3 separate regions of the Homo sapiens genome follow, and all the other regions are linked to region 1. Evidence: read pairs that join two places in POLR2A ChIA-PET (ENCODE). Cell type or tissue: CD4-positive, alpha-beta T cell. All regions are shown on one strand.

The links. ChIA-PET counts read pairs that join two places held together with the same protein. Peaks named below come from ENCODE experiments on the same cell type or tissue, not always from the same donor. Only the 100,000 strongest peaks of a DNase experiment are listed, where the experiment ranks them.
Region 2: POLR2A ChIA-PET joins it to region 1 with 14 read pairs; 5 of 35 experiments call an interaction of 5 or more read pairs at or near these places.
Region 3: POLR2A ChIA-PET joins it to region 1 with 16 read pairs; 6 of 35 experiments call an interaction of 5 or more read pairs at or near these places.

The regions. Positions count from the first base shown.
Region 1 is chr6:29,960,475-29,968,474 of GRCh38, forward strand. No RefSeq gene overlaps it. Among named protein-coding and RNA genes, the nearest start is that of HCG9, 11 kb to the right of the region's middle. RefSeq lists enhancers at 4,477-4,621, 4,601-4,896 and a cis regulatory region at 4,544-4,554. In CD4-positive, alpha-beta T cell, a CTCF peak has its summit at 7,504; DNase peaks (open chromatin) are centred at 4,537, 5,767 and 7,447; H3K4me3 peaks cover 1,501 bases; H3K27ac peaks cover 1,425 bases.
Region 2 is chr6:29,704,385-29,712,384 of GRCh38, forward strand. It overlaps the pseudogene ZDHHC20P1. Among named protein-coding and RNA genes, the nearest start is that of HLA-F, 15 kb to the right of the region's middle. In CD4-positive, alpha-beta T cell, CTCF peaks have their summits at 1,445 (motif pointing right) and 1,648; DNase peaks (open chromatin) are centred at 1,447 and 4,587; H3K4me3 peaks cover 1,540 bases; H3K27ac peaks cover 2,271 bases.
Region 3 is chr6:29,884,750-29,892,749 of GRCh38, forward strand. It overlaps the pseudogene HCG4P7 and the pseudogene HLA-H. Among named protein-coding and RNA genes, the nearest start is that of HCP5B, 15 kb to the left of the region's middle. In CD4-positive, alpha-beta T cell, no CTCF peak of the experiment used is centred here; DNase peaks (open chromatin) are centred at 2,762, 3,372 and 3,722; H3K4me3 peaks cover 2,525 bases; H3K27ac peaks cover 1,645 bases.

The DNA of each region.
Region 1 (8,000 bases):
AGATCCTGTCCTCTCTCGCAAGTGAATGAATTGTTACTCTTTTAGTTTCCAAGAGAGACAGTTGTTAAAAAGAGCCTGGCAACTTCCTAAGCTCTCTGTTCCTCTCTTACCGTGTGATCTCTGCACATACCAGCTCCCCTTTGCCTTCTGCCATGAGTGGGAGCAGCCTGAGGCCCTCACCAAATGCTCAAACATTTCCAGACATCAGAATCCCAAGCCACATGAACCTTGTTTATATAAATTAGTCAGTCTCTGACATTTCTTTATAGCAACACAAAATGGAATAAGACAGCGCTCTCATCACAGGTATGTGTCTCTGGCATTCAGCCCCCATTCTCAAGATATCCAGGGTCCGCTCAGCCATGAGTCCTCTCATCAATATTCTAACTCTTATCACTCAAGAGATTCTAAGGTTTTTAGGAGAAACCAGGGACAAAGACTAAATGTTTTTGTTATACCTCAGATTACCCGCTTTTCTTTGACCACATATCTTTTATAGGAAAAGGATTATAAAAGTAAAGAGGTATTGGCGTATTATCAGAGTCTCATTCAGTCATTCAAAATTAGAACAGTTCACCATCCTCTCGTATGAATATGTCTCCCAGAATGAAGTCACTCAGGTTTGCAGACACCACTCAACCTTACCAGGCTCCAAAAACAAGAATGGTCTCAAGGACATATGGCTTCACTCTTTTAGGCACCCAGTATAATTGACCTAAGAGACAATATCTTCTCTTGCTCACAGCACTTTTGAGGAGTTAAGCTAATATTGAATTTTCCTCATTATATAACCCTTTGATTTAGTCACTTACCCTCAGCCATTATTCCTCCTTCTGTCCCTTTATATCAGTCTTTTCCAGTTTTAGAGGTGACATCAGGTTTGTCTGCTGTGCTGACCTAGACTGCAGGCAGCAATAGTATTCTAGCATGCCTTCCCTCGGTCTACTCTTGGTCATAGAGGGTAGGTTATGTAGGTAAGGAACTAGTGGGGGCCATCTGACCACCAGGCTATATAGCTCTATTTACTGTTAATCCTGACTTTGCCAGATGAAATGAAGGCATAGCACCATCTTTGAGTTGCTTGAGAATTCTTATATAAAGATGTAAATATATAGTTATGGTTTTTGGCTTAAAGATAATTCCTGTTTCTGGCACTTTGATTTTCATCCCTATTCCTGGTACCACTGCATCACATATGAAAAAAGAAATTTGAGGTGAAGCGTAGTCATTATTCCAGCATCCTCTCCCCTTCAGAAGAATTGTATGTATAGTCATAACAGCATCATCCTGATCCATCAGGTAAAAGAGAGGAAGCTATCTAGAGGAGTCACTCTTGCAGCCCCACCCATGTGGACAGTGAGCACATTCATGAAGATGTAAAAGCCAGTCCTTCATGTTTATATTGCCCAACAACTATATTGCCAGTTTTTAGACAAACAATGCTTCAACTGACCATTTCAATTTTCTATCAAAGTTTTCTTCTGAGGAGGACATCTCCCTGTGCATTGTTAGCCATTTGAGGCTGTAAAGTGTGTTTTCTTGCGTAAAGAAATGGGACTCAGCAGTCCACATTGGTGCAATCTCTTTTTTTCTGGTGATTTCATAGCCCTTGAAGCATTGACCTCTTCCCCTGGTTGAGCATAGCCCAATCCAGAGTCAGTGACTTTCCTGTCAAGATCCCTTGGCAGCTCCTTTGGGGTTGCTGCCATCAGTCTGGCTTGCCAGCCATGTATGATCAAAGCCTTCCCACTAGAGAATCACATAGCCATCTGCTGCCTCTGTCTGTTTTCTTGACCAACAGTCAAAACAGAGATGATAAGAAATGAGATAAATTACCAAAATTGTGAACAAAAGAGAGATTATCACTAGTGACCCTTTAGAAATTCAAAAGCATTATAAGTGAAGACTCTGAAAAACCTGAAGTCAATAAGTTAGACCACTTAGATAAAATGGACAGATTCATACAAAGATAGAAATTGCCAAAACTGACTCAAAAATAACTAGAAAACCTGAAATAAGGAAAAACAAAAAATAATAATGTATTGCTTGCTGTTTTATCTGGCCTAAAAAGCCCATTTGTCAGCCTTCAGTCCTTTGGCCTAAGTTTAGCTCAAATAAGGACTGTATATGCCAAGCTTTAATTCTCTATGTGAATGATAAAACCCCATCTTCACAAGAGGAGATGGGTTATGCTGTTTGTTGGATTAGTGAATTAAGCCCCGTGTTCCCCCTTAAAGAGAAATAAAAAGAGCATAGTAAAGAGCCCTCACCCAGTGAAAAGCCCTGGGATCCCCTAACACGCTTGCCCTACACCCTATACATCTCACAAAGTAGAGGACAGGGAGATCAGGGGGCAAAAGGAAGGTCGGAGGAAAAGGATTTGGGAGGTCATGAAGGAGCTAAACCCAATGCTCCCTTAAATCCTTATCCAAACTTGAGGAAAGAATTAGAACAATGTAAGGAAGGACAAACCTGATAAAAACAAGCAATGGGGAAAGGATTCCCGATTTAATAAATGGTGTTGGGAAAACTGGCTAGCCATATGCAGAAAACTGAAACTGGACCCCCTCCTTACACCTTATACAAAAATCAACTCAAGATGGATTAAAGACTTAAACATAAGACCTAAAACTGTAAAAACCCTAGAAGAAAACCTAGGCAATACCATTCAGGACATAGGCATGGGCGAAGACTTCATGACTAAAACACAAAAAGCAATGGCAACGAAAGCCAGAATTGACTAATGGGATCTAATTAAACTCAAGAGCTTCTGCACAGCAAAAGAAACTATCATCAGAGTGAACAGGCCACCTATGGAATGGGAGAAAATTTTTGCAATCTGTCCATCTGACAAAGGGCTAATATCCAGAATCTACAAAGAACTTAATTTACATGAAAAAAACAAACAACTCCATCAAAAAGTGGGCGACGGATATGAAAAGACACTTCTCAAAAGAAGACATTTATGTAGTCAACAAACATATGAAAAAAGGCCCATAGTCACTTATCATTAGAGAAATGCAAATCAAAACCACAATGAGATACCATCTCACACCAATTAGAATGGCGATCATTAAAAAGTCAGGAAACAACAGATGCTGGAGAGGATGTGGAGAAATAGGAACGCTTTTACACTGTTGGTCGGAGTGTAAATTAGTTCAACCATCGTGGAAGATAATGTGGCAATTCCTCAAGGATCTAGAACCAGAAATACCATTTGACCCAGCAATCCCACAATCCCACTACTGGATATATACCCAAAGGATTATAAACATTTTACTATAAAGATACATACACACATATGTTTATTGCGGCACTGTTCACAATAGCAAAGACTTGGAACCAATCCAAATGCCCATCAATGATAGACTGAATAAAGAAAATGTGGCACATATACACCATGGAATACTATGCAGCCATAAAAAGGATGAGTTCATGTCCTTTGCAGGGACATGGATGAAGCTGGAAACCATCATTCTCAGGAAACCATCAGCTACGTGTTCTCTGGGTCTCTCAGAGAAAGACCCACAAGAACAGAAAACCAAACACTGCATGTTCTCACTCAAATGGGAGTTGAACAATGAGAACACATGGACACAGGGAGGGGAACATCACACACTGGGGCCTGTCTGAGGGTAGGGGGCTAGGGGAGGGATAGCATTAGGAGAAATACCTAATGTAGATGATGAGTTGATGGGTGCAGCAAACCACCATGGCACATGTATACCTATGTAACAAACCTGCATGTTCTGCACGTGTATCCCAGAGTTTAAAGTATAATAATGATAATAATAATAAATTGGATTTGTAAGTGTGCCTTTAACAAGTACTGAGGTTAGGAATTTTAAAAAGGAAATGAGGCCACTCTCGGAAGATCCCCTCAGTTTAGCAGAACAGCTAGATCAATTTTTAGAACCAAATTTTTATACTTGGGCTGAGATAATTCAATCATGAATATTCTGTTTACTGGGAAAAAGACGGGAATAATTAGAAGGGCAGCCATAATCATTTGGGAGAGACAGCAGCATCCTCCTGGGTAAGGAGTCCTGCCAGCTAAGCAGAAATTCCCAAATGCAGATCCTGGATGGGATAATAATGACCCCAGGGATCGGGTCCAAATGCAAGACCATAGGGAGCTAATAATTAGAGGGATTATGCAGTCCACTCATAGGACACAAAACGTCCCCAAAGCATTCAAGATCCAACAACAAGAAGAGGAGACTCCCTCTGCATTTCTGCAGAGGCTCAGGGATCAAGTGAAAAAATATTCAGGATTAAATCCAGAGGACCCAGTAGGGCAAGGCCTTTTAAAGGTTAATTTTGTAACTAAAAGCTGATGTAATATTACTAAGAAACTGCAAAAGATTAACGGATGGAATAAAAAACCAATTAAGGAAATACTGAGGGAAGCTCAGAAAGTTTGTGTGTGTGTGTGAGAGAAAGAGAGAGAGAGAGAGTTAAGCTGCTATACCTGAAGGAAGAGAGAGCCAGCGGCACAGCTGTGTGTGGCAGCTGGCTTCTAAAAGCTGTTGATAAAGGTTACTGCTGAGTCATTTCCGCAGAGCTGCCTGTTTTTGCAGACAGACAAGGGGAGCCAGGGCACAGCACGGCTCGGCTCATGCCCAGAGAAAGAGGAAGAAGCTGAGTGTGAGACAGAAAGGAAATGGGATGGCAGAGAGAGAATAGAAGAGGAAAATTAGCAAGAGAGACTAAAAGAGACAGAGATCAAAGAGAAACACAGAAGGTAAAACTGGGGAGACAAATAATGTAAAAGGAAAAAAGAGTACAAGACAAAGTGAGAGAATGCTGAGAGGTTGGCAGGGCTGGGGGAAGTTTCTGGGGACTTAAGCAACAAGGAGGTGCAGGGGAAGGGTGCATGCAGTGCGTGGCCACTGAGGAACGACAAAACCCGGGAACTGGGGGATGGATGCAAGTGAGAAAGGGATGTGGAGGAGAGTTTAGGATCAGGCTGCCTGAGGTGTAATGGGTTGCCTACAGCAAAAACTAGATGGCTGTTTATCAGGAGGTGGTCAAAAGGATTCAAGTTATGGAAGAGTAAATGAATAAGATAACATTAAGGTTTTGTTGTTGTTTTAGTGAGAGGCTGGAAGGCCACCAGGGGCAGTTAGCTGTCAGTAAGGCAGCAGAAGGGCTGGGGTCGCTACATAAGGAAAATCAGTACTAGGGCTGTAAACTCAAATGACTACAGGGCCAGCAAATAATAAAAAGGAGGGCTGCAGGGCTGGGTGGGAACTGTGGCGGCTGCTCAGCTCTTCTTACAGTGCTGGCACTGTGTTTTCAGATTGTCTGCTTTGTCAGAGGACAAAATTCTGACTTTTTATGTAAAATATAATTTTAAAATGCTGATATTCTGTTCAAATAACTTAAAAACCCAAAACAGGCAAAAGAGGATGCCAGTTTGCAATCCCTGAAGTAGAGAGAGCTCGTGCTGGGGAAAAGTCTGCCAAAATGCTTTAAGGTGGAATGTGTAAAAGTTCTGTTTCCCAGAGTCGGGCTGGGCCAGGGGAGGATCCTTGCAGCCCAGGAGGAGGAAAAGCCACTAAGTCCCCTCCCAGGGCTGGACAAACTGGAGACCCTTTACAGTTGCTGGGTCACCAGTGGGGGTTGCTTGAAACACAAACAGTGCACCTCTAGGCCTGCCACGGAGAGGAACGGTGCCTTTGAAGCACAAAAAAAAAAAAAAAACAGGAAGGGAGGGCGGAGCCAGAAATGCCTTTTCTAATGAGAGTACCCATCAGGGAAGGCTCCATAGGCTGGCAGATCTTCAAACCAGCAGCTCTTGGCCCAAAGCCAAACCCAGCAGGGCCCGGCCAAGGGCACTCTGGGATGCCAGCTGATCAGTCCCTTGCCTCCCCAAGACCTCCTGGGGTCAATGGGCCCTCGGGAGGTGACTAAACTAACACCAGCCAGTTTCTTATGAAAAGGAGAGGAGAATAAGAAGGCGTCAGAGTATAACTGTTTAGATATCACAGAGTATCAAACTAAAGTTAGTACCAAACCTTAAAGGAACTCTACTACATAATGGGATGAGGTTGTTTATGAATGGGTCATCCTGAGTAATAAATGGTAAAAGACACAATGGCTGTGCTGTCATGAACAAAAACAAACAATCCTTATGTGAAAAAGTTAAATTACTCAATAACTGGTCAGCCCAAACCTGTAAATTTTATGCTTTTAACCAAACCCTAAAGCTCCTAGAAGATCAAGAAGACACTATATATACTAATTCCAAATATGCCTATAAAGTAGTACACACCTTTGAAAAAATCTGGACAGAGCAGGGCCTAGAAAATAGCAGGGCAAAATAATTGGTACATGGGGAACAAGTTTTAGAAAGCCTCCTGTTTCCAGCAGAGACAGCCATAGTTCATGTAAATGGCCATCAGAAAAGAAACACTATAGAAGCTGTAGGGAACAGGCTTGTGGATAAGGCTGCTAAGCAAGTCTCCCTGGAGGAAAAATTTAAACTGTTTAGCCCAGATATCCCTAAGGTGATATTAAAACCCCAATTTTCAAAAGAGGAGGAAAAGCTAGGCAAGATAGGAGCCACTTAAACTAAGAATGGAAGGTGAGTGCTCCCTGATGGGAGAGAAATAATAAACAAACCCATAATAAAAAATCTAATGTTGGCCGGGTGCGGTGGCTCATGCCTGTAATCCCAGCACTTTGGGAGGCGGAGGCGGGTAGATCACAAGGTCAGGAGATCAAAACCATCCTGGCTAACACAGTGAAACCCTGTCTCTACTAAAAATACAAAAAAGTAGCCGGGGCGTGGTTGTGGGTGCCTGTAGTTCCAGCTACTCGGGAGGCTGAGGCAGGAGAATGGCATGAACCCAAGAGGTGGAGCTTGCAGTGAGCCGAGATCGTGCCACTGCACTCCAGCCTGGGTGACAGAGCGAGATTCTGTCTAAAAAAAGAAAAAAAAAATCTAATGTCTATATTGCATAAGGGAAGTCATTGGGGTCCCCAGGACATGTGTGATGAAATACTAAAGAATTATGGGTGTATAGAAATGTATGCCCTGGCTAAACAAGTGTGTGGGAATTGTGTGAACTCCCAGGAAACAACTTAAGGTTAAAAGAACTTGTAACACAAACCCCACCCCTTGAGTTCACAGTTCACCACTTCCAGCCTGGCAACTCAGTGCTAATTAAGACTTGGAAAGAAGACAAGCTCCACCCAAGCTGGGAAGGTCCTTATCAAGTGAGGCAGCTGTACAAACAGCTGATCAGGGGTGGACACATTACACTCGGGTCAAGAAACTGGTTAAAAAAAAAAACGGAAGGTAAATTGGAAGTGTATAGATCACCTAAGAAACCCTTTAAGCTAATTCTAAGGAAAACCTAAAAGTAAGCCATAAGCAGGCTCCATCACTGGGGGCTGATATGGTTAGAATTAATCCTAACACAAGGGGTGAAAGGAAACCTAAGTATTGTATAAGAACCACACGCCACCTAACTGTAAAAATTTAAAGTGCAATCCTATATTAATTACTATAAACAACCCAGCTACTCTAAACCAGAAATCTTGAAGGTATAAATTAAAAATAAATATCTCAGAAAGGAATCCCGTGGGACGGTTAGCTTTTAGGTTAGTCACCAACTCTACCCCAAGCCCACCCAGAATTACTAGAACTCCTGGTCCCATTAACTTCCTTTAACCCACCAAACAATAAACCTAAGAGAGTAAAAATAATTAAAGTAACTGACTTAAGGCAGACTTTAAAAATTAAAACAGGATATAGAGACATAAATGCCTGTGTTAAATGGGTGAAATTTTCAGCACAAGCCCTCGATAAAAGTAACTGTTATGCATGTGCTGCTGGTCAACCTCAGGCACAGGTGGTTCCATTTCCCCTTGGAGGGGATACTAATCCCAAAGGAATGTGTTGCGTGTTGGCTGTATACCAAGACAAGGTTGCATGGGGAAATAAGACTTGTAAAAGTCTGTCATTGCTCTTTCCCACTTTGCAGAGATCA
Region 2 (8,000 bases), 260 kb before region 1:
GGGGTTTTCTGCTTTCTCCCAGAACACTTCATATTCATTTTCTCACCTGTGTTTGGTTGGTTGCAAGGTGGCTTCCACACCCCCAAGTTTATTTCAAGTAGCAGAAACACTTGCTTAGAAAACAAGTACTTTGGGAAATGCAGGGTCTCAGCCTCTGTCCTCAGGACTCCACACATCAGAAAGACATGTGCGTCTCCTCCCACAATCCTGGAGGTGCCCGTGGACTGCAGGTTCGCTCCTCACTGACTTTACTCATGTCCTACTGGAAAAGGATGGATTTCTAGAAATGTCCCAATGGCTTGGAACACTCAATTTCTCTGTGTGCACTGCAAGCAAACTGACAGTTTGACTTTTCAATTCTATTCAATACCTGAAAATAAACTGAATTTTCAGTATATTTCCTTCCAGAGAGTAAACTGAAAAGGGAACCTTTCTAAATTCAGTTATGATTTCCTGAAACATCGAAGAAGGCAAATGTGGGTGCCCTTAAAGACAAGAGAATTCTCTGACCTCAAATTTCATGTAGCAGCTGTAAGGTGGAGCTGGCAGCATCTGTCCCCACCTCTGGGTACACAGCAGAACGTGCCAGCTTTAGGGACCCCGGAGGACACAGCTGCACAGTGTCCGGGGGCATCCAGCAAACCCTCAGGAAGGACTCGGTCCACGCAGGAGCCTCCTTAAGCAACTTCTCCCTGAAAAACCCTGAAGTCTTAGAAATCCATAAAGAAAAAAGATATTCATGTCTCTGATAAAGAAAAGAAATGCCAGCAATCCAGCACTGAGAAGGGAAGCTACGAGACCACATTTTCTGCATGTGGAGAAGACACGTCTAATGGAGAGGTGGGAACTTGTCTCAAAAGTGTTGGGCCGCAGTGAGAGGGTGTGGTCGTCACTGCCACCACCCGCTGCTCACTCAGTGACCCCTCCCCATTGTAACTAACGGGCCAGTGAAGAGAAACACTTTTCGTCTGCTTGTACTGAAATAAGGCTATTACAATAAATCATCTCTGTGGTTGATTTTTCACTTAAGGATGGGATAACTGGGGAAATTGGTGCCTGTAGTGCAGGTTTTAAAGAAGCTCCCAGAAGCCCTTCTGAGGCCATCTCCAGGAGGCTGCCCCAGCGGGTATGAGGCCTTGCGCTTCTGCCATCCTGTGTGTCCCTGTGATGGAATTTTGGCCCAGCTAGGGATGGCAAGAGGCCAGGTCATCGCAGGTGGTCTGCAGGCCTGGTGAGGAAGGACAATGACAGACGGGGAGGCAGAAAGGCACACATATGACCAGACCTCCCCCTGGGTCCTGCTCCCATTCCTCTGTCCATCGCTCTTGCTCTGTCTGCCCTAGGGGAAATTTCCTGAAGGAAACAGGAAAAGGAACCTCTATTCCTCGCTGCATATCTTTTATGTAGGCCTTTCCTGTTATTCAAGCATATCCCCAGCAGATGGCAGAGAAGACATTTCAATTTCGTGCCTCTGCTTTTCCTCCCCCTCCTCCAACCGGAAAGTCAGGACCAAGGGAATGGATGAAGGCATTAAAGGTATAAATGAGAATGGGTGATAATTTCCCTTTCTCTGAGCTGGGGAGTCCCATTGCAAGGGTGGGAATAGAAATGTCCAGTGTAACCATTCAGAGATGACAGATACTGCCCTGAAAACAGTCACAAAATCAAACCATGATGTGCCTCCCTGGGCTCCTTGGCTCTGGGCTGCTGCTTTCTTTTATTGAGAATCTAAGAGGTGCTGAGCATTCAGTTAAAACGGGACTCAAGGGTTCCTGCATTGTCCTCTGCCTTAATTGCATTTGAAAATATATTTTGTCAGTTCAATCCTTCTCCTGCCCGTCTCTGTTTCTCTTTTTAAAGAAGCTGAACATTGGCACCTTCAAAAGAAAATTGCTAACATGTGAAATAATATATTGTCTAGGATTTAGTTGAAAATAACCTGGTGTTGGGCTATGGTTGAGGATGTAGATAAATCAAGAGTGGGTGTTACTGAGTGAAGGGTACAGTGAAGGTCACTTTACTCTTCTGTCTACTTCTGTGTTTGCTTAAAATATTTGTACAAGTTTAAAAAAATAAGAACCAGGGTTACCAGGGGGCATGGCATATGCTGAATAATCATGAGATACCGGTTATAATTTCAAACAAATCTCCAATAAAAATAGATAATAATTTGAAGTCAAACCACAGGGACAAAATGTTTTTAGATGTCTCCAAATTCCTCACTTCCCTCCTCTAAATTCAGGTGGGTCACTTCATACTTTCTCCCAACCGCAGGTTCCCAATAGGCAGGTCCTAGAGCCCAACCTTGGTGGGGCAGGGAGTAGGGATTTAAAAACTGCATGATGATCAACAGCAGGAAAGAGGATTGGGGCTGAGAGGGGAGGAGAGGCAGGCAGGAGACCCCTGGGGAGTTGCTGCCCCAAGGAACTCCTTCTTCACCCTCTGAGAGAAAGTGTCACAGGACCACAGACCCTTGGTCTTCATAGATCCCATAACCTCCCCCGAATTGTATGTAAAATTGTGTGGGAATGCAGGTGAGTGCATTTCAGCTGGGGCTGGCTTTGACAAGGCTGTGGCCTGCAGTAGATATCAAAGTAGTCATCTAGGTCTCGTGTAGATGATGGAAAACTCGATGGGAGGGAGACACGGTGCCTTGACCCAGAGTCAATGCCAATAAACTTGGCTAGGACATAGTACCCAGTCATTTAATCAAAACCTAATCTAGATGTTGCTGTGAAGATATTTAGTACATGTGGTTAACATTTACAATCAGTTGACTTTATGAAAAGGAAATTACCCTCAATAATGTAGATGGACCTCATCCAATCAGTAGAAGGCTTTAAGAGCAGAAACTACAGTTTCCCAGAAAAGAAGAAATTCTGTCTTAAGACTACCATATCAACTTCTGTCTGCATTTTCAGCCTGCTGGCGTATCCTACAGATTTCACACTTGCCACCGTAATAATTGCATGAGTCAGTTTCATAACACGAATAAAACACACACATACACACACACACACACACACACACACACACACACACCCCTTATTGGTTCTGTTTCTCTGTTGAATCCAGAATAATACAGATTTTGGTACTTAGAGTGATTCTAGAGGAAGAGAATCCTTTTAAAACGTTTATAGCCAACAATAAAAAACTTTATTAAAAATGTTGAAAAGCATAAAACGGTAATTATAAATTAGCAAACACCCAACAAGAAAAGCACTTATTTTCTTTTCCTTATACAGTACAAGAAAGAGTAATTGGGATCTCATTCACTTTCAGCCACCATTTGCCCTAGATGTCCTTCACTCAAAACAAGTTTTTAGCTTGTGTTTTTGGAGTGGAAACTCACATGGCTACTAAGAAACAACTCTAAAAATGTAACTTAGACACTCAAAATTCCATGTGCCATGTTAACATGTAATGATGGTTCATATTACAGCATCTCACAATAGGTAAGCATTATTTCCAAAGTAAAATTAAGTCACATTTGTGGTTGCTAGTGAATGCGGCACAAATGGACCCTGAAGATTCAGGCATTGTTCTGCTCTGGAGTAGGACATCTGTGGCTCCAGCAAACTGTACAAAGGCTTTTTTTTTTTTTTAATGTATCTTCCGTGATACTTCAATTATTTCACCTTATTAATCATTTTCTTGCAAACAAAACTGAAAATATCAGTTCATAATGTGTTTCCATACACCTTGCCCTTATTCAAATGGTTATGAACAAGTGGTCTTCCATTTTCTATTGCCGCTGTAATTATTTGTTCCTGATCTGGCAACACCTTCTTCAGCTCCTTTCTCTGGCCACCGAGATTAACAGTCCAACAAGCGGTCTTTTGATTCACTAAGTGGCTTAATAGGACAACGTTGATTTGAGCCAATACTTCTGGCATGTTCATTTCAATTTGTAACTTTTTTCTGAATTCATCCCCACAAGGTGAGCTGGAAAACTGCAACCATAACCAAAGCTAGAAAATACTGGAAGTAGCCAATATTTCTCTTCATCACCAAAGACTGGTCTCTAATTTTTACTATTGTTCTATTTTTTCCAGCCAGCCAACAGTAGTAGCTGAAAAGCGAGAGCACACTGATGAAGAACACTGCGGGCACAAAGAAAAGGAAAAGTATGTGGAGCTTTGCTGTGTATCTCTTAGTTCATTCTACTCACTAGAACGTGGCGTTCTCAGGAATTGACGTCCTCCAGGCCCCCAGATGAGGGTAGTGAGCACCCTGAGAGCCAGCTGGACTCCCCTCTTGGTGTGTTACTGCACAGCCACAGCCTCTGGGTAGGGAGTTGTCCTGCACTTCTGGAATCATCTTTTTGGTCATGGTGGCTACTGCTGTACTGTCCTTCTGAGGTCAGTGAGATAGGGTGTTCACAGCCTCACTTGAAAGGAAACAAGAGACTTGTCAGGTTGATGGAGAGAACAAGCTGTTCGACAGTGCGCAAACCATATCCTGGGCTTGTGGTTAGAACATCCTGCAGCAAAGAGGTAGAAGAGCCAAGGGAGGCATCCCCACATCTGAGGAAGCCCAGAAACCCATGAATAGCGTCCTTGGGCTGACCTATGCTCATTACAATAGTAGCAAACACAACTCTGAGAGGGAAGTTAAGATGCTAATGAGACGTAAGATGTGTGTGCTGATATGTACAACCACAGTGCATGCACGTTCAAGAGACCACAGAACATGCTTAAAACAATACCCCTTCCCACCTATTCATGAATAATCATGTAAGACTCCCGTGAGGGGAGGGTACTGTCTCTCTTTTGAGCAGCTGCTCTGATCAGCTGTCAGAGTGTACTTTCACTTTGCAATAAATTCTCTTGCTGACTTTTACTTTGGACTTGCTCTCAAATTCTTTTGTGTGGCAAAGTCAAGAACCTGAACCGGCCCATTGGCTACATTTCCTTCCTTTTTTCTTTCTTTCTGTATCTTGTTGCTAGGGATAACTTTGCCCCTGCTGGCAGCATGCCCCTGAGGATGGCACCCTGTGGCTGGCGTCTTCCTTGGCTTGGCCTCGGGTCACTAAGCATAGCCCATGGTAGGAGGTTCTGAGAATGAGTGGCACTGCCTTGTGCAACGGTCCCCATGGGAGTGGCCCACAGGTGCTTGCATCTGTGGCATTTTCACAACTGTTTAAAAAGACTCAAGAATGTACTGTGGGAGGAGAGCAGGTCTGGAGACTCACCTGTGTCCCCCACCTGCTCATCTGCATGGCCGTGTGCCTGACATGGTCAGAAATGAGAAATGCTGCTGCCCCTTTGCAAAGCACTACTTAGTTTTTCTCTTCTTGAAGGTGGTGGCACGATGCCCAGGTTGAGATGGACGCAGGAGTCAGCATCCTAAAGTAAAAGGAGAGACTTTAACAGAAATACCTGAGCTTTTCAATGAGAATGAACAGGGCCTTTTACCCTCTGGCAACTGTGTATTTCCCATTGACATGTTTCTTGTCCTCAGAATGGTTTTTCCTTTTTGCAGGTGGTTTATTGAAAAAGGAAAGGACAGAAAAGAAAAAGCAGGAGAAGGTGTATGGGAAGCTGGGACCCTGGCCCTGTGCAGGGGAGATACAAGGTGCTTCTGGGGAGGCTGCCGCCATCTGGGGCACTGGCACATGGGGCACGGCAGGGCTCGCCTTCCTGATGATGCCGCCTATCCCAGTTGCCCACCAGAAGTTGCAGTGCCCAGATTAGTTTTGTATTGATGGAAATTAAAAAAAAATTATATTACATAATTTTATGCTTTTTGAAAATAGCTAATAAACTTTTATGGCTAAGTTGTTAGTAATGGTAATCTCTCTAATCTGCTTAAAGACGGTCAAATCTGCAGGGTTCCCATCTCCACTGGACACCTGTGCTTCCTGTGGGGTCTATTTTCCAGTGGCTTTCCCTGTTGGTTGCCCCTGTGACTGCTGACATCCTGCCTTCTGGTGGAAACCACACTCTTCCTTGCCCAGTGAGGGTTGGAAAATTGGATGACTAAACTCGACGAAGATAGCAAATAACATTTGTTCTGCGTGGGTGCCATCATCACCTGCACTTGAAAGCAAGGCTGAGGTGCAGAAGACACAAAATGTGGCCATGTCCCTTGGCTGGCAAGTGGCCTAGGGGCAATGTGAGCCTGAGTGTATGACACTGTGACACAGGACAGGGTGCGTCACAGTGTTGCCCATTGTGACTGCAGGGCCAAAAGGAACCAGGGCTGAGAGGAACCTGGAGACATGCTGGGGTGGGGCCAAACGAGGGCTTGGAGAGAGCCTCCACCCACCCTCACAGGGCCTGGTGGAGACAGACCGAGGAGGGGCATCTGCCCCTCTCCCCTTGCAGAGTGGAATGATAGCTGATGACATCATTTTAAAAGTCACAGTACTACAGAGATGTTTGGACACTCATCAGAGGCAGACCTGCTGTGGGAAAGTCAAGGCCTTGGTGCGGAAACCTAAGATTCTGCAAACTGGAACAGGGTTATCCTATGGGTGCCCTTTAGAACTCTCTGGGCATGCAGAGGAGGCTCGCCCTTCTCTAGTAATGGTTCCCACTTCCTACACTGGAAGATGCTGCAGAAACCTCACCCCTATGATGCAGTGGGAATTCCACTCAGGAGCTTTGCAGTAACAGCCGTTATGTCCCCGTAGGAGCCTGAGGAGCAGTTCTGGGATTGGAATTTAAGGGTGTTTGATCAAAGGGCCAGAATCAAGCTGGATAAATTAAAAAAAAACACCTTTGGCTTGGGAGCACTTTCTCAGGGTATGGGTTTATCAAGGACCTCAGGGCATGGGGCAAACCCACTGCTGGGGTGGACCCATGTAGACTGGAAAAAATGATGTCCAACTCTCAGTAAGTTAGACATGACTTAGTTGTCCTGGAACATGTAGAGGATGGACAATGAGGCTGAGGGAAGTGGGTGTGTGGGATGGAGACATCATGTGAACCAGAATGCCCACTAGGGCCATGCTCCACAGAGGACCCATAGGGCACAACTTCCACCAGAGCCTCAGGAATGTGCCGGTGAGAGGGACTTGCATGGCTAAGAAGCGTCGGGGTGGTGTCCTCTGCAGGCTGGGTGTGATGGCAGGAAGGAGGTCCTATAGTTGGGCTCATTGATATTCCTGAGGAAAGTGTGGCCTTGAAAAGGCAGAGAACTAAATGGTGACAGTGGCCTGCAAAAGCCAGAGGGCACGGTTAACTTGACAATCTCAGAGGAGCAGCTGAGGCAGCTTGATCTGCAGGGAGTTGTGGGGAAGGTTAATAGACGGTGGTGTCAGAACAGGCAGCAGCCAACAAGGGCACTGCTTGACATCTGTGATGAGAAAGCAAGAATTGATGAGCAGGGGGCTGAGGGTGTTTAACTCAATACAAAGTCATGATCCCATTCTCAATTCCTAAACGTCAACCAAGTTTCAGATTCAGATCCCAGTTACAGAGAAGGAGTCCCTATTCCAGGAGGAAGGACCCTGAAACCTCATGGCAAGTATATGCTGGAACAATTCCCTCTGTCTTTCTGCAAAGGAGCCTACAGTCATTTACTCAGGGGACTGTACACTAGGAAAGGGAAACAGGCAGAATTTGGGGGAGTGTTGACATTGGGTGTGAGCTGATATTGATGCCTACAGGCCTACAGCACCATTATGTCCCTACCACAGTGGGGCTTACAGAAGCTGGGAATAAATCTGGACACATCACAAAGGGACTACTGGGTCCACAGACCCAGCCCTGTTTATCTCCCCATTCTCCAAGTGTGTAATTGGCATTGATGCCCTGGCAGCTGGAGTAACCCCCACATTGGGTCCCAAGTCTCTGGAATAAGGGCTGTCATTGTCTGAAAGCCAAAGGGAAACCTCTGCAACTGACTTCATCCTGGCCAAATAAAAAATGATATTGAGTCCCAGGGTGAGTCTTATGAAAGGTACTGTAGGTATTTTAGGTGTAGCACCACCATTAGAGAGCTGAAGGATGAGGGGTGCTGTTGGAGTTGCCTGTTATCTTCACGTAATCCAG
Region 3 (8,000 bases), 76 kb before region 1:
ATGTATCATCGTCATCATTATTATTTTTGAGACACGGTCTCGCTCTGTCACCCAGGCTGGAGTGCAGTGGCATGATCACCATGTACTGCAGTGTCGACCTCCTGGGGTCAAGGGACCCACTGATCTCAGCCTCCTGAGTAGCTGGGACTACCGTCATGAACTACTATGCCTGGCTAATTTTCTAATTTTTTGTATAGATGGGGGTTTTGCCCAGGCTGATCTTGAACTTCTGGAGTCAACAAATCTGCCTTCCTCTGCCTTCCACAGTGCTAGGATGGCAGGCATGAGCCACCATACCTGGCGTAAATTAATTATAAGATATTAAACACGTAACTTAGTTTTAAAAGGTAAGGAGAATTTCCATGGCTGAAGAGGATGTATTTTATGACCATTCACAATGATCACTTTACTTGAACTTCAATTTCCAACTGTGTCCGAAGTAAACACAAAAGGAAGATCCAACCCTTGCTAGGCTGATTCTATTATGCCCTCAACAACCAGCTCCTGGTCATTCACCATCCTCCAGTTATTCAATCAACTCTAATGTAGGTGCTGCTGTGAAGGGAGTTAGTGGATATAATTAAGGGTCTCAATTAGTTGACTTTAGGCTGGGTTTATCCTGCTTGGACTGTCCTAATCAGGTGAGACCTTGAAAGGACTGGGTTCTTCCTGAGCATAGAGACTCACAGTGTGAGAGGGACTCAGCATGAGGGGTTTCCTCCAGCATGGGCTTTGAAAATGAAGGGGCTGTGGGCCAGGTGCGGTGGCTCACGCCTGTAATCCCAGCACTTTGGGAGGATGAGGCGGGCGGATCACGAGGTCAGGAGATCGAGACCATCCTGGCTAACACGGTGAAACCCTGTCTCTACTAAGAATACAAAAAAAAAAAAAAAAATAGCCAAGCGTAGTGGCGGGTGCCTGTAGTCCCAGCTGCTTGGGAGGCTGAGACAGGAGAATGGCGTGAACCCGGGAGCCATAGCTGGCAGTAAGCCGAGATCCCGCCACTGCACCCAAGCCTGGGCTACAGAGCGAGACTCCATCTCAAAAAAATAAATAAATAAAATTAAAAATGAAGGGGCTGTGTAGGAAAGAATGCTGGTGAGGACCAGGAATCAAGCACAGCCCTCCCTGTTCTCTACATTGACAGCCAGCAAGGAACAGGGACCTCAGTCTTACAACTGCCAGAAACTGCATTCTGCCACCTCTGTATAAGCCTGAAGGAGGATTCAAAATGAAAACACAGCTTTTGGAAGCCCAGAAGAGAGATTCCATCCACATTTTGCCCAGATTTCTGATCAAGGAACTATAAGCAGATAAATGGGTGTTGTTTCGCCAGGCGTGGTAGTGCACGAATGAATTGATGAATTGATATGCACACTAGTTACATAAAATAAAATCTTTCTGAACTTCTTCCGTGTTTTGCACTTTATAATTATCTGTAATGCAATTTAATACACTCATATTTCATTCATTCAGTCGACAAAAATTAATTTAGTCCCTACGATAAACCAGATATCCCCTCATATGCTCACGTGCCTGACACTCCAGAAGTTTCACAAGACCGAGGTGGAGACACTGGAGTGTTTTAAGTGGAGAGATGACACATTCTGACTCCCAGGAGCAGGACCACTGTGAAAAGAACAGTCACGTAACAGGTCATGGGACAGTGCTAGTGTCACAATTCACAAGTGACAGTGTGGTGGGGACTAAGGGGACAGGACGGCCTGAAGGATGAGAAGAATGGAGGGAAGGGTTGGAGAAGCAGGAGGTGAAGAAAAGGAGCAGAGGAAAGAATTCGAAAGCAGCAGAATTCTTAGGTTTAAATACATTGTTTTATGGATTTTAATACATCCATCTACAGAGCCCTGCAGGATGTCCTTGGCAGTTGGCCTTTAATACTTTATGTGGGTCTGCCTAAAAACTAATTTTTTAATGTTAATCAGGTTTAAAAATTACTAAGTGTTCCTATAAAATATACACAACACTTAGCAGTGGATACTTCCTAAAAACAGACAGTGCATGAGCACTAGTGAGGGGCATTGCGACTACATTGAACAGTTGCAACTTTGAGGTGAATAAAGCCTGTACTGACTCCTGGTTGTAACGTACCTGGTTGCAAAGTACACAGTGTGCTACTTTGTATTGAGGAGATATCCTGGACTCACACAGAAACTCAAAGCTATGGAATGATGGCAAATTTAAAATATGACAAGCGGGAGTCACAGGTACACTGCAAAAGTGAAACTTAGAAGCTTTGTGAGTCCTGTTGTAACGCTTTTGGGCACATTTATACATCATGGGGCCAAAGTCACATTTTTTACCGATTAGATTCCTGATCATTCAGGGGTTACCAAGGTTCTGCTATCCAATGTATTTAATAAACAAATAAATAAATAAACTGGTCTCTATTCTGTCTCATGCACTCAGGCACAACTTTTCCCAATAAAAAAAAAAAACAAAAAGGAAAACAAAAAACAGTTTCTACACCTCCATTCCCAGAGCAAGCTCACTCTCTGTCACCAAACTCCGTGGGTGAGTTTTCTTCTAGAAGAGTCCAGGTGGACAGGGAGTCCAGTTCAGGGACGGAGATTCCGGGATGAAAAGTGAAGGGAGAGGGACAGGGCCCATGCCGAGGGTTTCTTCCTGGTTTCTCAGACAGCTCCTGGGCCAAGACTCAGGGAAACACTGAGACAGAGCGCTTGGCACAGGAGGAGCGGGGTCAGGGCGAAGTCCCAGGGCCCCAGGCGTGGCTCTCAGGGTCTCAGGCCCCGAAGGCGGTGTATGGATTGGGGATGCCCCGCCTTAGGGATTCGCCACCTCCGCAGTTTCTCTTCTTCTCACAACCTGCGACGGGTCCTTCTTCCTTGATACTCACGAAGCGGACACAGTTCTCATTCCCACTAGGTGTCGGGTTTCTAGAGAAGCCAATCGGTGCCGCCGCGGTCCCGGTTCTAAAGTCCCCACGCACCCACCGGGACTCAGATTCTCCCCAGACGCCGAGGATGGTGCTCATGGCGCCCCGAACCCTCCTCCTGCTGCTCTCAGGGGCCCTGGCCCTGACCCTGACCCAGACCTGGGCGCGTGAGTGCAGGGTCTGCAGGGAAATGGTCGGGAGGAGCGAGGGGCCCGCCCGGCGGGGGCGCAGGACCCGGGGATCCGCGCAGGGAGGAGGGTCGGGCCGGTCTCAGCTCCTCCTCGCTCCCAGGCTCCCACTCCATGAGGTATTTCTACACCACCATGTCCCGGCCCGGCCGCGGGGAGCCCCGCTTCATCTCCGTCGGCTACGTGGACGATACGCAGTTCGTGCGGTTCGACAGCGACGACGCGAGTCCGAGAGAGGAGCCGCGGGCGCCGTGGATGGAGCGGGAGGGGCCAGAGTATTGGGACCGGAACACACAGATCTGCAAGGCCCAGGCACAGACTGAACGAGAGAACCTGCGGATCGCGCTCCGCTACTACAACCAGAGCGAGGGCGGTGAGTGACCCCGGCCCGGGGCGCAGGTCACGACCCCTCCCCATCCCCCACGGAGGGCCGGGTCGCCTCGAGTCTCTGGGTCCGAGATCCACCCCGAAACCGCGGGACCCCGAGACCCTTGACCTGGGAGAGGCCCAGGCGCCTTTACCCGGTTTCATTTTCAGTTTAGGCCAAAACCCCCGCGGGTTGGTCGGGGCAGGGCGGGGCTCGGGGGACCGGGCTGACCGCGGGGGCGGGGCCAGGTTCTCACACCATGCAGGTGATGTATGGCTGCGACGTGGGGCCCGACGGGCGCTTCCTCCGCGGGTATGAACAGCACGCCTACGACGGCAAGGATTACATCGCCCTGAACGAGGACCTGCGCTCCTGGACCGCGGCGGACATGGCAGCTCAGATCACCAAGCGCAAGTGGGAGGCGGCCCGTCGGGCGGAGCAGCTGAGAGCCTACCTGGAGGGCGAGTTCGTGGAGTGGCTCCGCAGATACCTGGAGAACGGGAAGGAGACGCTGCAGCGCGCGGGTACCAGGGGCCACAGGGCGCCTCCCGGATCGCCTGTAGATCTCCGGGGCTGGCCTCCCACAAGAAAGGGAGACAAATGGGACCAACACTATAATATCGCCCTCCCTCTGGTCTTGAGGGAGAAGAATCCTCCTGGGTTTCCAGAGAGTGACTCTGAGGGTCCGCCCTGCTCTCTGACACAATTAAGGGATGAAATCTGTGAGGAAATGAAGGGAAGACAATCCCTGGAATACTGATGAGTGGTTCCCTTTGACACTGGCAGCAGCCTTGGGCCCCGTGACTTTTCCTCTCAGGCCTTGTTCTCTGCTTCACACTCAATGTGCGTGGGGGTCTGAGTCCAGCTCTTCTGAGTCCCTCAGCCTCCACTCAGGTCAGGACCAGAAGTCGCTGTTCCCTCTTCAGGGACTAGAATTTTCCACGGAATAGGAGATTATCCCAGGTGCCTGTGTCCAGGCTGTTGTCTGGGTTCTGTGCTCCCTTCCCCACCCCAGGCATCCTGTCCATTCTCAAGATGGCCACATGCGTGCTGGAGGAGTGTCCCATGACAGATGCAAAATGCCTGAATTTTCTGACTCTTCCCGTCAGACCCCCCCCAAGACACATATGACCCACCACCCCATCTCTGACCATGAGGCCACCCTGAGGTGCTGGGCCCTGGGCTTCTACCCTGCGGAGATCACACTGACCTGGCAGCGGGATGGGGAGGACCAGACCCAGGACACGGAGCTCGTGGAGACCAGGCCTGCAGGGGATGGAACCTTCCAGAAGTGGGCGGCTGTGGTGGTGCCTTCTGGAGAGGAGCAGAGATACACCTGCCATGTGCAGCATGAGGGTCTGCCCGAGCCCCTCACCCTGAGATGGGGTAAGGAGGGAGATGGGGGTGTCATGTCTCTTAGGGAAAGCCGGAGCCTCTCTGGAGAGCTTTAGCAGGGTCAGGGTCCCTCACCTTCCCCCCTTTTCCCAGAGCCATCTTCCCAGCCCAACGTCCCCATCGTGGGCATCGTTGCTGGCCTGGTTCTACTTGTAGCTGTGGTCACTGGAGCTGTGGTCGCTGCTGTAATGTGGAGGAAGAAGAGCTCAGGTAAGGAAGGGGTGAGGAGTGTGGTCTGAGATTTCTTGTCTCACTGAGAGTTCCAAGCCCCAGGTAGAAGTGCCCTGCCTGGTTACTGGGAAGCACCATCCACACTCATGGGCCTACCCAGCCTGGGCCGTGTGTGCCAGCACTTACTCTTTTGTAAAGCACCTGTTACAATGAGGGACAGATTTATCACCTTGATGACTGTGGTGATGGGACCTGATCCCAGCAGTCACAAGTCACAGGGGAAGGTCCCCAAGGACAGACCTCAGAAGGGCGGTTGGTCCAGGACCCATATCTGCTTTCTTCATGTTTCCTGATCCCACCCTGGGTCTGCAGTTGCACATTTCTGGAAACTTCTCTGGGGTCCGAGACTTGGAGGTTCCTCTAGGACCTTATGGCCCTGGCTTCTTTCTGGCATCTCACAGGACATTTTCTTCCCACAGATAGAAAAGGAGGGAGCTACTCTCAGGCTGCAAGTAAGTATGAAGGAGGCTGATCCCTGAAATCCTTTGGATATTGTGTTTGGGAGCCCATGGGGGAGCTCACCCACCCCACAATTCTTCCTCTAGCCACATCTACTGTGGGATCTGACCAGGTCCTGTTTTTATTCTACTCGAGGCAGCAACAGTGCCCAGGGCTCTGATGTGTCTCTCACGGCTTGAAAGGTGAGACCTTGGGGGGCCTGATGTGTGGGGGATGTTGGGGGGGAACAGTGGACACAGCTGTGCTATGGGGTTCTTTGAATTTGATGTTTTGAGCATGCGATGGGCTGCCAAAGTGTCATCCATTACTGGGACAGATATGAATTTGTTCATGAATATTTTTTCTATAGTGTGAGACAGCTGCCTTGTGTGGGACTGAGAGGCAAGAGTTGTTCCTGCCTTCCCTTTGTGACTTGAAGAACCCTGACTTTCTTTCTACAAAGGCACCTGAATGTGTCTGTGTTCCTGTAGGCATAATGTGTGGAGGAGGGGAGACCAACCCACCCTCATGTCCACCATGACCCTCTTCCCCACGCTGATCTGTGTTCCCTCCCCAATCATCTTTCCTGTTCCAGAGAGGAGGGGCTGAGATGTCTCCATCTTTTTCTCAACTTTATGTGCACTGAGCTGTAACTTCTTACTTCCCTCTTAAAATTAGAATCTGAGTAAACATTTACTTTTTCAAATTCTTGCCATGAGAGGTTGATGACTTAATTAAAGGAGAAGATTCCTAAAATTTGAGAGACAAAATAAATGGAACACATGAGAACCTTCCAGAGTCCATGTGTTTCTTGTGCTGATTTGTTGCAGGGGAGGAGAATAGATGGGGCTGTGCCTAGTGGGTGCTCAGGCCAGTATGGACTTTATGTGGTCACTGCTCAGCTGGGTCATCTTTGCTCCTTCATTCTCCTTGGCCCTTCAGTAGAACCTTGTCCTACCACCACCTGTGATCACAGGGACTTGGATGTCACCTACGGTGGTCCCTGCATACAAATCTCATTGTGGTATCAAGAGACTAATTTTCAGACCTGTCCAGCTCTTGCCCTCCTCCCAGGGCTCTTTCCTGGATTGTATTTTTCATCTTGCCTCCAATCTTTTTAAAGGAAGCAGATTCTAAAATTTGCAGAGAGGAGGGGTCCCATAGTTTCTCATCATAGTGAACTTTTTGTTGGAGCTCCTCTTCTGCTCTCTTACTCTTCTTCCTTCCCTGAGTTGTAGTAATCCTAGTGCTGGCTCCAATCCAAACTCATGGATTTACAAAGCAGAGTCTAATTTAGATTCATACGTGGTTGGAAAATTGTACCCATAAGCCTAGGGTTATCTTTCCTGAAGAGAAAAATATGGTTGTGTGCTGCAGTGTGCAAGAGGGTTGGTGTGGGAGGAGGTAGGGAGGGAGGGAGGACACACAAGCAGTCCTAGTGAGAAAAGCACTGGCGGCATCGATGTCCACATGAGATGATGTTGTTCTTTAGCTGCCACAAAACAGCATTTGCCCTGAGGCTACCTTAACAAAGATATTGGCTTCAGAATAGAGAAGTGCTTTACAGTGATCATTCATTCAACTGACATTTGTTGTCTGCTAGGGATATGACTGCTTTTGCATTTAGAAAGCATCATTAAGGTGAAAATAGAAAAATTTCTGGCGTTGTGGTACATATGTTCTAGATGCTAGCTTGTCCAACCCATAGCTCGCAGGCTGAATGTGGCCCAGGACAGTTTTGAATGTGAGGAGTTTTTGCTTTTCTGTGGCGGACCTGAGACCTGGAGTGAGTGCACCCACCTCCCTCAGGATCAGGAGTGAATGCTTTAGGAACCCTCCTTTGCAGTGACCTGCAAAAGATAGAGGGCACAGTTACTGTGAGAACCCAGAGTAGCAGCCAAAGGGGCTCAACCTTCATGGAGTTTTGGGAAAGGTTAGTAAAAGGTGGTGTCCCAGCGTCAGAACAGATGGGCAGCCAGCGAGGGCACTGCTTCATATCTATGATGGGAATGCAAGAATTGAGGAGCAGGAGACTGAGGGTGTTTGACTAAATACAAAGTCATGATCCCAGTCTCAATTCCTAGACTTCAGCCAAGCTTCAGATTCAGAATCCACAGTGGGGCTTAAGGAGGCCAGGAAGTAAACCTGGACACATTATGGCCCACTGTGGGACCACTGGGTTCATAAACCCAGTCCTGGTTATCTCCCCATTCTCCACATGCATAATTGGCCTTGATGCACTGGCAAAGAGGGTCACCCCCACACTACATCCCTAGTCTGGAGAGTAAGGGCTATCATTGTGCTGAAGCCCAAAGGGAATCATCATCTAAAACTTCCCTCATCCCAACCAAGCCAGAAGCAATATTGCGCCCCAGGTGGGACTTCAGGAGGGTACTGCAGATATTGTAGGGGTGGCACTGCCATTAGAGAGCTGAAGGATGGGGGGTGGTGTTGGGATTGCCTATTA